Linked DNA regions of Homo sapiens: all the other regions are linked to region 3. Evidence: chromatin contacts called from ENCODE Hi-C or POLR2A ChIA-PET data. All regions are on one chromosome and are shown on one strand. The core of a region is the stretch at or near the end of the contact, and the rest is flanking DNA. Distances in the headings are between cores, read along the strand shown.

Region 1 (2,700 bases), core at 144-2,643, 320 kb before region 3:
ATTGATATTCCTTGATCTTTCTAGTTACAAAGTTGTTTCAGCTATTTCATATAGTTACCGTCATTATGCATTTTCCTTGTGTTTTTTTTTTCCCCTTTATGCTAACTTGGATATTGCTGCACCCAGATCTTGGAAAGGTTAAGTTGAGATAGTTTTAATTTGGTGATTCAACAAATGGAGGACAATGGTCTAGTTGTCTCTATAGGGAAAGAGAGATAAAATACAGTTATGTATCACACAAAGTTTTGGTCACAGACCACATATATGATGGCAGTCCCACAAAATTATATCATATTTTACTGTACCCTATGTTTAGATGTATTTAGATATACAAAAACTTACCACTGTGTTATAATTGACTTCAATATTCAGTACAGTAACATGCTGTTACATGTTTATAGCATAGGAGCAATATACTCTATACCATATAGCCTAGGTTTGTAGTAGGCTATACCATCTAGCCTTGTGTAGGGTGTCCAAAAGTAGCCTTGACAAAATAGCCTAATGACATATTTCTAAGATGTATTTCTTTTGTTAAGTGATGCATGACTTTATACATTGGCCTTGCCCTCAAATAGCTTGAGATCTAATTGGGAACTAAGAGGGTAAATATATAGAAAACTAATTTTCATATAAAGCATAATCTGACAAAGCCCAAAATAAAGATGTAAGCAACATATTGTGAGAGCATAGACAAGGCAATCGTTTTTAGTGGTGGGAACTGTTGCTAAAGAGACAACAGAATGAAGAATTTTGGTAGAGAGTTATAAAGTGGCTCATAAACTGGAGGAAGAGTATGACAAAAAGAATGATATGAAAGTGTGAAAAGTTGTTTAAGTAATCATGACTAGTCTCCTGGGTGACTGGAAAATAGAGACAGTAGTGGAAGAGAGGAGAACATGCTCATGGACAGTGTTGAATGGTAAGATAGGAGGTTTTATTTATTTTGATTGACCAACTGACATCATAAAGATTTCAGAGCATGAAGGCTTATCTTTGTGTCCTTATAGCCTATAGCACAACATTAGTATATGGCAGGCACATTGCTGTATGTGAATGGTGAGTAAATGATTAGAACAGGGAGCGGTATGTGGGATGAATTGGAGCACTGAGAAAAGTGTGATCAGGTCTTGGAGTCAGTCCTGGTAAAAGGTGTTGGATGCCTGATCTTGGTGTGGAAATGAGAGGTTACATATAAGATTCTGAATATCACCCTCTTGTGGACAATACTGATTAATGGTCTTGGAATTCAATGGAGGGAAGTCACTTGGATGGAGATAAATTCTGAAAAGAGAATTGCCTTGGAGCTTATGGACTTACCATCCTCAGCAAGGATCAAGTTACATCACATGCTGTGATGAACAGGGCAGCAGGCGAGGATTTTGTCATGTACACTCTTGACTTCGCCTTTGGGTATCTGTGCCAAGAATGCCCGGGGTTTGATTTTTGGGTGCGGTGCTGTCCACTCACTCTAATGCCCAGGGAGGCATGTTGACAAGGATGGGTGGCTGATGGGGGATTGCTGAGCTATTTCTTGGCAAATCTCCGTGGGGAGGCGTTCCCCAAATACCACAATCCTGTTATTTTTGAGTAATGGACTGAACCCAGGTGCCTGATTGGACAGGGCCACTCCCCATTTCTTCCAGATAAATATTTGGTTGCCAGGAGGTTATATTTAAATGAGAAATACCTCCTTAGGAAGTTGTTGCCTAAGAATTCCTGCAGAGGGCAGGATCCCATCCCTGCTGGGGAATGCCTGAGAAGGGCGCCAAAATTTATCCTGTACTCACTATGATACATTTAGTGTGATGGCACCCACTTTGAGGTTCTATAATAGTTTGTATCTCTGAATGACAAGAAAGCTCATCAATGCTAGAGATGTTGCATTTCTTCTAGGGAAGGGCTCCTAGTCTTTAGCGTCGTAATAGCAAGATCCTGAAACGCAGATGGAATGTATGTCAGAGATTTGGCTTTTATGAAAGGAAGGAATCAGTTCTCCAAAAAAGAGCTGAATCTTTTCTGGAACCTGAAGCACCGAGTACAGAATCTAGGAAGCTAGAGACTTTGGATCTTTCAGGCTTTAGGGTGCTCTTTGTTCTCGCTACTTGTGAACATTGAATGTTGGCTTTTCAAGCCTTGTCAATTTAGCATGTGTATTTTCTCTATGACGAGAACCCTCTTATTTCATACATTTTCCTCCAGAAAATGGGATATTAAGACTCAACAATTAAATTTCTAACTCTTTGGGCATCATCTGTCTTTAGAAATACAAGAGTTAACATCCTGAGGTTTTTTTTTTTCTTTTTTTCTTTTTAAAAAAGAACAAAACAAGAGCTAAAGCACACAGAAAAAAAAGGCACAAGGCAAAACATAAGCAGAAAAGACTATCACTAACTTTCTTGGTGAAAGTTCAATGTTTTGGGTACTCCAGTAAAAATCCATCCTAAACATACATTTTCCATAACAATGTGTGGTCTCAAGGTCGTAAACTGTGACTCTCTGTCTCCATGATTTTCTAAATCTTCTTTTAATCACCAGCCATATATTATTTTGTTTTCGTTTTTCACTTTTTGAATCCTTTTGCATTAGGAGTTGTAATAATATTTGCTGATGTGGATCACTTCATAGAGGGGAGACCTTACTTAGGTGCGCCAGTTTAAATACAAGTGAGAAGAGGCATGTTCAAGAAATTGTATTGAG
Region 2 (2,700 bases), core at 25-2,524, 300 kb before region 3:
CGCCCACCACCACACCTGGCTAATTTTTTGTATTTTTAGTAGAGACGGGGTTTCACCCTGTTAGCCAGGATGGTCTCGATCTCCTGACCTCGTGATCTGCCCGCCTCAGCCTCCCAAAGTGCTGGGATTACAGGCGTGAGCCACCATGCCCAGCCTACTTGTTTCTTTAAAGATGCCGAGTTAATATTGCCTAGAGGAATCACTGGATTTTTCTAATGATGCTTAAATACCAGCATTTTCAATAAAAAGGCCATTCTTTCAGCAAAACTCAAATGTGTTTATTTTTTGCCTATTTTCCCCCAATTTTAAGGTGTGATTTTTAATGAAAGAACGTTTTAGGTGGGAATTTGCGAAAAGATTGAGAATTGAGTTCATAATGATGAAATGACTTTATCACCCAACTTTAAAATTGTGAGAATTTTAATTTTTAAATTAAAAAAATTTAAGTTAATAAAATTTAAATTTAAAAAATTTAAATTTTTAACACAAAGTTTATGTCTGAGACAGTGAGAGAGAAAAGAGAGAGACAGAGGAAAAAGAGAGAGGAGAGAAAATTATGTGTGTATATGGTTGTGTGTGTGTGGTTGTGTGTGTATACACAACCAAAATTTAGCTAAATAATAAAACTAGTTTTCAAAATGTTTAGATTCAGATCAATAATGTAGTTGCTTCACTTTTTAAAAAATGAATAACATTGTATGTAAAAAAAAGATGCTGCTATTTGTGATAAACTAATATAACAAAGTCTATATAAACTTTAGGATTTTTTTCTGCAACGTGTAGTGAGATTGTTGTGAGAAGTAAAAACAAAACTTCAAAGGCCAATGTACATTGCAGGAGAAGAGGAATGAATATTATAGCACATAGGATGACTAAGAAAAGCTATATATTAATACTATTCACCATCTAATTTTGGGATGATATGCTTGTTTTTTAAAGGTGCAAACCTGATCAATATCCTGATCATAAACCAGTAACTGAAGCATATTCAGCTTTGTAAATGACCTTGGGGCCTTTGCATTCTATCTCTTCTTAACTCCAGCTAACCTTTGATTCCGCTTTCCAATGTCCCCTTTTGCTTTTCTTTCCTCTTCCCACCTCAGTGGGGTCAAAGGCTTCTCACCTCTAAGCCTAACTCTGGGCAAACAGTATCATTCTGAGCTAAGTCGCAGTTTCAAAACTTTAAATAGACTTCATTATGATGCATAAGCAAATTAACCTTTGTAAGGGCAGCTTGCTGCAAGGAAGAAAGAAATTACTCAGCTGTTACTGCATCTATCGCAAACCACTGATTTGTGCCTAATAATGTGAGTTTTGAAAATAATCAGCATAAGATGGTCTTGCAAGATTCCAGCTTGTTATGAGGTAACCGAGTTTATGGGTGCCTGTATCTGTACGTGAGCCTTTCCTCCCCAAAAGCATTTATGGAAAATTTTATAATCATGTGTCACTCACCGATGTACTGTGTATTAGAGGGTAAGTCTAAGAGAGTAAAAACCTGGGCTGAAAAAAGCTGATTGGACCTTTAGCTTGTCTGATTGCTGAGTGATGGGAAACACACTGCACCTGCACTTCTTCCCCGTGGCTGTCTCCACCTGTATACCCCACAGGCATCTCAGACTCATCATCTTTCCCCTATATCTTGCTTCCTTAAAAACCTGCTTCTCTTCTGTAGGTCTTTATTTATGAGGATGGCCTCATTATCTTCCCAATTATGCAGGCTTAAAAAATCAGTCATTTTTCACTTCTTTCTCCCCCCGACCCCAAATCCAATCAGGTTGTCAAATTCAATCAAGTCAATCTTTGCCACATTTCTCAAACCTAACTCTTTCTGTTCCTACTGTCATGATCTTACTTTGGGTGTTTTTTTTTTTTTCTCTTGCTTCAATGATTTTGATGTTTTCCTGACTGTGATTCTATGTAGTGGTTAAGAGCTGAGATTCTGGAGACCTGCTGCCCCTGCTTAAGTTCAGGTTGAATCACTTGTTGACTACGTAGTCTTTGAAATGTCATTTAAATTATCTTTCTTTTGGTTTCTTCACCTGTAAAATGGGGATGATGATAGTTTTTACTCAGAAAATTGTGAGAATTAATTGAGACTACTTCTTTAACGTGCCTAATACAGCAGCACTAGGTAAATATTAAGTACTATGAGATTATTGTATCACCCTTTCAGTCTTACCAGTCTTTCAATCTATTCAACTTAAATCTATCAGATTACCTTATTAAAATACCATGCTGATCAACCTATATCTTTGCTCAGATTTTTGCCCACGATGCTCTATTATCTACTTATGCTTTATAAATGGGATTACAGAAAATCTCAGGTAACAGAGTTGTTATAGCTACTACAAGAAGCCACAGGATAAACATGCCATATCTACCTGAAGCCTAAATTTAATCAATTAAATGGTGTACATTTTCAGATATTGCTTTTATGTTAAAATCAACCAATGTAAATGAAATGCAATAGGAAACATAATTATATGGTTTTAATGATAAAACAATTGCAAATAAATTTTGTGTTTATGGCAAGTGGTCATGGCTCTATGGCAGTGGGGGTGTTCTACTGGCAAAATATGAGAAGCAGTAATGTGCAGCTTCATAGCCTGACTTATAAGAACTTTGCATTATGGTCCTAATCTACTTTTCTATTCTATCTATTTCTAGATTTCACTTATATAAATCATGACCTTGCCA
Region 3 (2,700 bases), core at 93-2,592:
TTTCAGTTTTGCAATATTTGATGTGGTTCGCTTTCCAATCTAGAAAATGATCCTTTGCACCCTCAGTGTGTCATCCTCTGTGTCAACCTCTGTGTATCTCTGAGATTATTTTTAGTAACTTTACCAATTTATCTCTCTCTTCTCTTTCTAGTCATTAGTAAGCAGCAAAACTTTCATTTTAGATAATTAGCAACACAGGGAGAGGAGATAGGCATAAAATAGTGGATGTGAAATTGAGCTTTCCTCCTGCCAAAATAGAGCTCTCACCAACTGCTTTTTTGTTCTTGCTGCTTTGATGAATCGACTGATTCATTAACTTATTTAAGATATGAGGAATTGAACCTTTCACTTTTTTCCTGCTACCTAATTTTCACTTCATCTGCATTAATAATAATAACTGCGTTGTGACCACCTGGAAATAATTGTACATCCAAATAATTGTCATCTCCTCTCTAGCCAATTTTGTAATTCAAGTTCCTTCTCTGGGAGAATTCAAGGAACTTCATTTCAGAGACTGTGCTGTCTTTAAATATTTTAAGGAATATCAAGGGTAAGAGGAATTAACATGAGGCCCCAAGAGGGAGAATTAAACATTTCATTGGGTAGAAATTGTAGTGAGTCATATTTTACTTTAATGTAGAGAGAAGAACTCTGTTAGAATCAATGCCATTTGGAAATAGAACTGGCCATCTTGTGAGGAAATGAGTTCCCTATCAAAGACAATGTTCAGGCAAAAGTTAGATATTACTTCAAGGGGCTGTGGAAGACTGCATCAGACAGAACATTTGATAACCTTTCTTATAAGATCCTCATCAGTCTGAGATTTCAGTACTCTGTAAAGACAGAACAACTGGAGAGGGTAAGAGAGAATACCTTTAAATATTTTAGCACCAGGGAAACATGCCTTTCTACCTTTTTAAGTTTCTTATATTTGTGGTAGTAAAATTCTAAGCTCAGAGTCTGTGCCTGATAAATTCTCTCTGAAGAGTTACAGGCAAAATGCCCAGTTTTGCCTTACAAGCCATGTAAATCCAGTAATAGGAAATTATGTACATTGAATTCCCCTTCCACCTTCCAAATGCCTAGGGCTGGTAAAAGGGCAGTAGAAACTAAGTGGGAGGAAGCTGGGTTTTACAACTTAAGATACGTTAGGTTGGTTGGTTGGATTTTTAGTAGTTTGAAGCTACTAATTTTTTTTCACACTCAGTATGTGTCCAGAGTTAACAAGAGAGATATTCTTATCACTGAAACTCAAGAAAAAAGGCTGATGAAGGCTGCATTTGGATACATGATTCCATGATTGCAGAAGAAAAAAGAACACTGTGAATCACGTCCTGACTCTTGAAACTTCTATCCAGATTCTGGGAAGATAGTAGTGGTGTCATGCCACTTGGTTTTGTAATTCTCTGCCTTTTTCCCTAAGGGGTTATTACTAAGCACCCTAGTGATAATTCCTTTTATATTTCAAGAGAAATATTTTCAAAAAAATTTCTTCTGTGACTCAGCATGATAAAACAACATCAGCCGGCACTATGCATTTTCAGTTCTCCCGAATCTTGGAATTGAGAGAGAAACAGCTAATTCTCTCCATAGGTTTTCGGTTATGAATTCTGTATCCAAGAAAGCTAGATCTGGAAAGATCCTTAGAGATCATCGATCCTCTCATTTTGTAAATGTGGAAACAAGGTCAGCAAAAAGGACTGGCAGTTCAATAGCATGTGGTGATTCAGCAATACAGCCTTCAATGACATAGATCATACAATGCTCTTTTTCAGTGATCTTTCTAAACCATGTGTTATCCCTTCCCAGAACTATTGGCAGGTGTGGTTTTATAATGTGCACTGCCTGGTATATAAATATGTATTACCTCAGAATTAGCTGAAATCAATCAGGCAAGTCACCAGTATGAAAAGCTATCCACAAGACCTCTTTTTATTTTGATAGGGTGGGGATTAGAAGCTAAAGAACAGAAGGACATCAGACACTTGAGTGGAAGGAGATATAGCCATTAATGTTGAAAAGAGATCAGAAAAAAGAAAGCCAAGAGGAGAGAACAAGTTGAACAGGAATATAGTATCAGTTCTATTGATTGTGGGTGCCAGTGGCAGCTATGCACAATGGTATCTGCCAAGTGCAGACATGCGGCTTCACTGGAATACTGACACAGAGCAGAGTGACACATGGTAGCATGCTTTGCAAGTTTATGAGTTATTGTCAATGCTTCCAACTTGATTATAAGGGACCTTTGTTCCAAAGGTTGTGTTAATTGAGGTATCACTGTAATGTTACACATGGCTTATATAAGATGTTGATAAAATTAGAAAGTAGGGTACTGAGATGTCTGGTTCCTCACCCACCTAGCCCTCCAAATCCCGCAGGTGGGCTCATTGAACTCTCTCTGGAGGTGAACACTATCGTAAAGTCTGCATCCAAAATCCATTCACTTTTTCATTTATTCATACATTCGTTTTCATTCAACAAACACAAGGATACCTGTGTTAGCAAGCCAGTTGCATCCACTAACACATAAAAGTCTTACAACAGCATGCAATAAGTTTGACCAGACCTCTTATATATGATCTTTTTATTAGCAATATTGAGGCCAGTCTATCAACAAACATGTTTCTAGATTTATCAGGTTAGTGTTTTTATATATATATATGTATCTAAAACACATTTCCATGATGCCTAAATGCCTTC

The links. A loop is a pair of places that touch in the nucleus more often than their neighbours do. ChIA-PET counts read pairs that join two places held with the same protein, here RNA polymerase II (POLR2A). Pooled maps may share reads with other maps.
Region 1: a loop to region 3 is called in a map of mammary epithelial cell, with 5 times the contacts of the local background. The contact joins two enhancer-like sites. A Hi-C loop is called at or near these places in 6 of 168 maps with a recorded cell type or tissue (Calu3, MCF 10A, OCI-LY7 and 2 more), 7 of 37 single-sample maps with no recorded cell type and 12 of 50 pooled maps. POLR2A ChIA-PET finds 5 or more read pairs at or near these places in 1 of 52 experiments (MCF 10A).
Region 2: a pooled map shows a loop between it and region 3 (6-fold over the local background). The contact joins two enhancer-like sites. A Hi-C loop is called at or near these places in 5 of 168 maps with a recorded cell type or tissue (Calu3, OCI-LY7, mammary epithelial cell and 1 more), 11 of 37 single-sample maps with no recorded cell type and 13 of 50 pooled maps. POLR2A ChIA-PET finds 5 or more read pairs at or near these places in 2 of 52 experiments (MCF 10A and activated naive CD4-positive, alpha-beta T cell).

What each region holds. Positions count from the first base shown.
Region 1 is chr3:189,266,803-189,269,502 of GRCh38, forward strand. All of the region lies in intron 4 of TPRG1 (tumor protein p63 regulated 1), which reads left to right. Among named protein-coding and RNA genes, the nearest start is that of TPRG1-AS2, 28 kb to the left of the region's middle. Within about 2 kb of position 1,394, at least 2 of the 41 ENCODE cell types and tissues checked have a DNase peak (open chromatin) inside an H3K27ac peak, as active enhancers do; they include mammary epithelial cell, where a contact is called at or near this core.
Region 2 is chr3:189,287,542-189,290,241 of GRCh38, forward strand. All of the region lies in intron 4 of TPRG1 (tumor protein p63 regulated 1), which reads left to right. Among named protein-coding and RNA genes, the nearest start is that of TPRG1-AS2, 48 kb to the left of the region's middle. Within about 2 kb of position 1,275, at least 2 of the 41 ENCODE cell types and tissues checked have a DNase peak (open chromatin) inside an H3K27ac peak, as active enhancers do.
Region 3 is chr3:189,587,234-189,589,933 of GRCh38, forward strand. No RefSeq gene overlaps it. Among named protein-coding and RNA genes, the nearest start is that of TP63, 43 kb to the right of the region's middle. Within about 2 kb of position 1,343, at least 5 of the 41 ENCODE cell types and tissues checked have a DNase peak (open chromatin) inside an H3K27ac peak, as active enhancers do; they include mammary epithelial cell, where a contact is called at or near this core.